Linked DNA regions of Homo sapiens: region 1 is linked to region 2. Evidence: chromatin contacts called from ENCODE Hi-C or POLR2A ChIA-PET data. All regions are on one chromosome and are shown on one strand. Each heading gives the region's core, a stretch centred on a gene start or an enhancer-like site at or near the end of the contact. The rest is flanking DNA. Distances are from core to core; before and after follow the strand shown. Region 1 holds the start of CAPNS1 (calpain small subunit 1). Region 2 holds the start of UPK1A-AS1 (UPK1A antisense RNA 1).

Evidence for each region. A loop is a pair of places that touch in the nucleus more often than their neighbours do. ChIA-PET counts read pairs that join two places held with the same protein, here RNA polymerase II (POLR2A). Pooled maps may share reads with other maps.
Region 1: a loop to region 2 is called in a pooled map, with 3 times the contacts of the local background. The contact joins the promoter of CAPNS1 here to the promoter of UPK1A-AS1 in region 2. A Hi-C loop is called at or near these places in 1 of 50 pooled maps. POLR2A ChIA-PET finds 5 or more read pairs at or near these places in 3 of 52 experiments (WTC11, naive thymus-derived CD4-positive, alpha-beta T cell and naive thymus-derived CD8-positive, alpha-beta T cell).

What each region holds. Positions count from the first base shown.
Region 1 is chr19:36,138,800-36,142,007 of GRCh38, forward strand. CAPNS1 (calpain small subunit 1) reads left to right here and starts at 1,267. Exons shown (of 11, transcript NM_001749.4): 1 at 1,267-1,358; 2 at 2,198-2,421. The coding sequence starts at 2,213. LOC105372385 (a long non-coding RNA gene) reads right to left here and starts at 1,183. Exons shown (of 3, transcript XR_935954.3): 1 at 1,092-1,183. RefSeq lists enhancers at 1,534-1,583, 1,674-1,733.
Region 2 is chr19:35,671,663-35,675,360 of GRCh38, forward strand. UPK1A-AS1 (UPK1A antisense RNA 1) reads right to left here and starts at 1,629. Exons shown (of 2, transcript NR_046420.1): 1 at 1,573-1,629. It overlaps UPK1A (uroplakin 1A), which reads left to right. Exons shown (of 8, transcript NM_007000.4): 4 at 1,570-1,644; 5 at 1,776-1,883.

The sequences.
Region 1 (3,208 bases), core at 17-2,516, 470 kb after region 2:
AGGGGATAAGAGCCAGCCAGCCTGCCTGGGGGCCAGATTTAGCTCCCCCCGATGAGTCCTGAAAAAGTACTGGACTCCCGTGGCTCATGCCTGTAATCCTAGCACTTTGGCAGGCCGAGGCAGGTGGATCACCTAAGATCAGGAGTTTGAGACCAGCCTGGCCAACATGGTGAAACCCCGTCTCTACTAAAAATACAAAAATTAGCTGGGTGTGGTGGTGCATGCCTGTAATCCCAGCTACTCGGGAGGCTGAGGCAGGAGAATCGCTTGAACCTGGGAGGCAGAGACTGCAGTGAGCTGAGATGGCGCCACTGCACCCCAGCCTGGGCAACAGAGCAAGACGCTGTCTCAAAACAAAAAAAAAAAAAAAGAAAAGAAAAGAAAAGAAACCAGGCTATGTAAAAATATTATTGTAAAAAATTAAATTAAATCAAAAAAAGGCCGGTAGCCCATACCTGTAATCCCAGTACCTCACAGTACTTTGGGAGGCTGAGGCAGGAGGACGGCTTGAGGCCCGGAGTTCAAGAGCAGCCTGGGCAACATAGCGAGACCTCCGTCTCTATTATGTAAAAACAATAATATTTTTTAAGTAAATAAAGAAACCAGGCCGTGGCCAAAGGAATCTTCCTGTGTCTGGGGCCTTCTTTAGAGGCTAGCATACTGAGGACACTCTTTGGGCCAGTCCAGGAAGGAATGATTCTGGTGGCCCCTGACTGGGGCGGGGGCGTGGTAAGGTTCGCCTGGGAGGCGGCGCAGGCGCTGCCTGCGGTTTGACTGCCATCCGGGCTGCTGCAGGCACTGGGAAAGGCAATCCAGCCTCAATCCTCGCCACAGACACGGGCGACTGTCCCCCAGCGTGTGAGTCAAACCATACTCCAGGCCTCCAGGAGGTGTTTGTCGCGACAACACCTGCAGAGGGCCCGTGCGGAGTCCCTTAGTGAGCGGACCGAAAACCGCCACCCTGGAAGGATATTGGCATGCCCTAGGGTGAAAATTCACACTACGACACTCGGGGGGTGGGTCCCCTCCGAGTTCTCGTCCGCGGGTGCCTCCACCCAGACCTGAGGGGTGTCGGGAAGACCCCCGCCTACCGAGTCAGGGCGGGATTAAGACCTCCGGCGCTGGAAACGCGTAGGGCGGGGCCCAGACCTGGATCCAGCTAGCCGGGCGGTGTGGGGTGCGCATGCGCAATGTCCGCTTCGGCTCTAGGACCGCGCGGGCGACAGCAGGGCCGCGGTGCAGTGTCCGACCCGAGAGTTGCGGCCTGAGTCACCGGCCCCGCCCTCCGGAGCCGGACGCTGCGGGAGGCCCGGGAGCGGCAGTGGAACCGACTCCCAGAACTCCGGACGTGTGCGGCGGTAAGCGCCCGGCCCGTACCCCCTCCGCACCCCGCAACTCCGACTTTGGCGGCCCCCAGACCCGGCGAAACCGTGAAGTCTCGGCCTCAGGAGCCCCCCAGATCCATGGTCTCAGATTCGAACCCTCAGACCTGTTCGATCTCCTTTTATGCCGTCCCGGGGACCCTTCTCCACCCTCTGTCTCATGATCCAAAATACAGGCCCATAGGTTTCAGAGATACCCTGTGAATTCTTCCTTGGGGTGTCCTGAACCGCGATCGTAGATCTGTGCCCCCAGTTCCAGCGGGGAACCCCATTGTCCGGGAACCCAGAGCTCACAGCCACGATCTTAGACCCGAGCCCACAGAGCCAGAGGTGACACTGGAATCCTGCCGCTGGGAATACCTAAATTCTCAAGCCCACATTTGGGATTTCCTAAACCCCGCCCTGGGGCCCTTTAGGCCGTGGATGTTTGCTCCGCGCCCATGACCTGCCAAGGACCTCTACATTCAGGCTGGGCTCTGGATCTCACATTCTAGCGCCCAGACATGTCGGGAACGCCTTACGCCAACTTGGGGTCCCCACCAAGAGAACCCCCACCAGATCTGCACCCTCCCCTTCACGCGTGCACCCAGTCCAGGCTCCCTCAAGCCCCACGGGTGCCTTTTAGACCTGAGGAGGTTGCAAACCTGATCCCCCATACCTGCCCCACCCATCCGCGGACAACCCGCCCTCGCAAACTCAGACCCCCACCCGGAGGCTTCAGATTCCTCCCAGGTCCAGCTGCCGGAAATGCGTGTTTGAAGGGAGGGTGTGGGCTCAGGGGCGAAGCACCCACTGGTCCCCTTTTTTCCCCCCAGCAGTGAGTCGCAGCCATGTTCCTGGTTAACTCGTTCTTGAAGGGCGGCGGCGGCGGCGGCGGGGGAGGCGGGGGCCTGGGTGGGGGCCTGGGAAATGTGCTTGGAGGCCTGATCAGCGGGGCCGGGGGCGGCGGCGGCGGCGGCGGCGGCGGCGGCGGTGGTGGAGGCGGCGGTGGCGGTGGAACGGCCATGCGCATCCTAGGCGGAGTCATCAGCGCCATCAGGTAAGGCGGAGACTATCAGAGGGGCGGGGCCTGGGAATGGGAGGAGCCTCAGTGAGGCGTGGTCTGGGAGGGGCGTGGTCTAAAAATAGAATAGGATTAACCTGGAGGCTAACCTGGGTACATGAATTAGGCCGGGGAGGCCTGGTTTGAGAGTTCTGCTGTAAGGGGGTGGACCCCAGTGAGGCGGATATCAGTCATTGGGGGCGGTGCTTGATATGGGAGTAGTCTGATTGTGTGGGACCAGGACAATGTGGTCCTGAGGGGACTGATGTGGAGTTTTGGCGGGTGGGGCTTATGGGTCTGGGCTCAGCCTGCATTGGCTAACCTGGAGATGAACGTTAAAGGTGCGGAGCCAATGCGTCTGAGTGACATTTTACGGAAGGGGCTTGACTTATGAGTGTGGTCAGAGGTTTTAGGTGGGTTAATGAGGAGGTGAGCCCAGGAGGAAGCAAGACCTAATGGGGTAGGGTAAATGGCCCAGAATGGGCTGGGCTTGCTGGGAACTGGCTGGATTAATGGAGAAAAATGCCCTGGTAGGGATAGGGCAGGTTGGCTTAATTAGCCACGGCCACTTAGCAGTGATCCCTTGAAGGGGCGGGGACCAATGGCTGGGGTAGGATGTTGGGAAGACGGGCATTTAGGAAGCGGGCCATGGAGTAGGGTCTTGGGCAGATGGCACCTGAGGAGGATAAGGCCTTGGGAAGCTGGGGCAGAGCCTCTATGAAGTGAGCCCTCCAAGGGGCGGGGTCTTTTGATTCTACGTGGGATTTTTTAGGTTTAGGGTGGC
Region 2 (3,698 bases), core at 379-2,878:
CGTGTTAGCCAGGATGGTCTCGATCTCCTGACCTCGTGATCCGCCCACCTCGGCTTCCCAAAGTGCTGAGATTACAGGCATGAGCCACCGTGCCCGGCCCCCAAATTTCTTACAGGAAATTTCTAAAGTAGACTAGAGTCCGCAGTATTTGAGCCCTGCATACCTCTCACCTGATTTCAACAACATCAGCTGCAGACTGCCCGACATTGTCTCCTCTATCCCCCTTCTCTCATACTTTTTCTTCTGGGTATTTTGAAGCACATTCTAGATGCCAAGTCACTTGCCTGTAAATACTGGAGCACACATTTCTCTGAGTGATAAGCACATTGTTTTAAAGCAGTCAGGAGGTTGTGCAATGTCATCCATCTCCCAGCAGCAGAGTTCACACATCCACACGCAACCTCCTGCTGCTTTATAGATGAAGGTGCCAGGTGAGGACATGAAAAGAATTTGCATTAAACATCAACTGACAAGCTTTTTTTTTTCTCCTGCCCTCTGTGCCGTTGGCACAACCCACCAAATTCAATCAAGTTCTTCTATATCTTCCAATACCCAGTCTGTGTCAAATGTCTCTGATTATCTGAGAACATCGTTTTATGTTGTTTGTTTTATTTTAAGAGACAGGGTCTCACTCTGTTGCCCAGGCTGGAGTGTAATGGCACAATCTCGGCTCATTGCAACCTCTGCCTCCTGGGTTCAAGCTATTCTCCTATCTCATCCTCCTGAGTAGCTGGGATTACAGGCACCCATCACCATGCCCAGCTAATTTTTGTATTTTTGCATTTTTAGTAGATGGGGTTTCACCATATTGGTCAGGCTGGTCTTGAACTCCTGACCTCAGGTGATCCACCCGTCTCAACCTCCCAAAGTGTTGGGATTACAGGCGTAAGCCACTGCACCCACCCTTGTTTGTTTTGTTTTAAGAGACAGGGTTTTGCTCTGTTGCCCAGGCAGGAATGCAGTGGTGCGATCATAGCTCGCTGAGGCCTCCAACTACTGGGCTCAAACGATCCTCCAACCTCAGCCTCCCAAATAGCTAGGACTAACACTACCACTAGTAGTAACTATGCTTAACTAATTTTTTTATTTTTATTTTTTGTAGCGACGGGGTCTCACTGTGTTGCCCAGGCTGATCTTGAACTCCAGGGTTCAAGCAATCTTCCCATCTCAGCCTCCCAAAGTGCTGGGATTACAGGTGTGAGCCACCAATGCCCAGCCCTAATTTTTGTATTTTTAGTAGAGAAGGGGTTTCACCATGTTGGCCAGGCTGGTCTCGAACTCCTGACTCAGGTGATCGCCCCCTCGGCCTCCCAAAGTGCTGGGATTATAGGCGTGAGCCACCACGCCTCGCCTGTCTCAAAAATAAATTAATTAAATTAAATATTTCAAAATACAGAAAAGTTGGAAGACAATACAGCGAACACCTGAACACCCACCACATATTATAGATGCTGCTAGTCACACTGCCCCAAACTTTTTTAAAACTTGCATTTCCCCAGTGATGCTTCCCTGACGGGGTGTGGCTTCACGGGCTCTGCCCGACGGGCCGTCCTCCCTCTGTCTCCCCAGTACCTGGTGCTCATGCTCATCGTCTACATCTTCGAGTGCGCCTCCTGCATCACGTCCTACACCCACCGTGACTACGTGAGCCCGGCGAGGCCTGGGGAGGGGCCTGACCTGCATGGGAGGGGCGAGGGTCCCGGCGCGGCGGGGCGGAGGTCGTCCTCTCTCCCCACCCAGCCCTGCCGGCCCTTGTTCTTCCCTGTTCTCCTCAGATGGTGTCCAACCCATCCCTGATCACCAAGCAGATGCTGACCTTCTACAGCGCGGACACCGACCAGGGCCAGGAGCTGACCCGCCTCTGGGACCGCGTCATGATTGAGGTGGGCGGGGTGGACCGGGTGCTGGGAGGGCCCTGGGCTCCGTCCACAGAGGCCGATAGAGCTCCCGATGTGCCAGCTTTTAGAGGAGTGAGTGCCTTAAAGACATCCGCTCATGAGATCTCTAGGAGAGCAGGGCTGCGGTCATCACCGTTCTGCGGATGAGTAAACAGGCCCAGAAAGGGAAAGTCCCTTGCCCGAGGCCACACAGTCGGTAAGTGGTGGGAGCTGGGATTGGAACCCGGCAGCCTAGCTCCTGACCTCCCTGCTCTTAGCCTACACATACTACCTCAACAGAAATGTTGATAATAACAATGATAGTAACAGCACCATTCACTGAGCTAGGTTTCACACTGTTCAAAGGACTTTTATTTTTATATTTTGAGATGGGGTCTTGCTCTGTTGCCCAGGCTGGAGTGATCATAGCTCACTGCAACCTCCAACTCCTGGGCTCAAGTGATCCTCCCGCCTCAGCTTCCCGAGTAGCTGGGAATACAGGTGCGCCCCACCACACCCGGCTAAGTTTTTTAAATTATCTTTTGTGGAGATGGGGGTCTTGCTCTATTGCCCAGGCTGGTCTGGAACTCCTGGGCTCAGGATTGGAGCGATTCTCCCACCTCCGCCTCTCAAAGTGCCGAGATCACAGGCATGAGCCACGAGTGCCTGGCCTCAAAGCACATTTTTTTTTTTCTTTTTATCTTTTTTTTTTTTTTTTTTTTTTTGAGACAGAGTCTTGCTCTGTCGCCCAGGCTGGAATGCAGTGGCGCGATCTCGGCTCACTGCAAGCTCCGCCTCCCGGGTTCACGCTATTCTCCTGCCTCAGCCTCCCGAATAGCTGGGACTACAGGCGCCTGCCACCGCGCCCAGCTGATTTTTTGTATTTTTAGTAGAGATGGGTGTTAGCCAGGATGGTCTTGATCTCCTGACCTTGTGATCCACCTGCCTCGGCCTCCCAAAGTGCTGGGATTACAGGCTTGAGCCACCGTGCCCAGCCTTTCAAAGCACTTTTAAAGCTTTTTTAATCCTCACGACCACTCCATAAGGGAGATCGGCCTTTTAGTGATGAGGAGACCAAAGCAAGAGGTTGAATATCTTGCATGAGGTCACACACCTGGTAGGTCACAGAACTGGAAGGATTCAAACTCAGACTTCCAGGTTTGAAGAGATACAGTCTTCCTCAAATCCAACATGATATTGCACTGGAAAAGGAAGAAATTGGCTGGGTGCAGTGGCTCAAACCTATAATCCCAACACTTTGGGAGGCAAAGGCGGGCAGATCACTTGAGTTCAGGGGTTCAAGACCATCCTGGCCAACATGGTGAAACCCTGTCTCTACAAAAAATACAAAAATTAGTCAGGTGTAGTAGTGTGCGCCTGTGATTCCAGCTACTTGGGAGGCTGAGGCAGGAGAATCACTTGAACCCAGGAGGGGGAGGTTGCAGTGAGCCAAGATGGCGCCACTGTACTCCAGCCTGGACAACAGAGGGAGACTCCGTCTCAAAAAAAAAAAAAAAAAAGAAGAAGAAATTGAGGACTCAAGGAAAACTGAGGCGTCAATGTGGCCCAAGTCCTCTAGCTAGCCAGGATTTGAACCCATGTTTGAAGGGTGCCCAAGCCTATGTTTTCCTCATTCAGGAGCCACAAATTAAACACCTGGATTCCTTACCAAGGCCAGGAAAAGCCAGAAATCTGCCCTTTTTGTGTTATTTTATCAGCATAGTTGTTGATAAAAATATTTTATTTTATTTTATTTTTTGAGATGGAGTTTCATTCTTGATTCCCAGGCTGGAGTGCAGTGGCACGATCTTGGCTCACTGC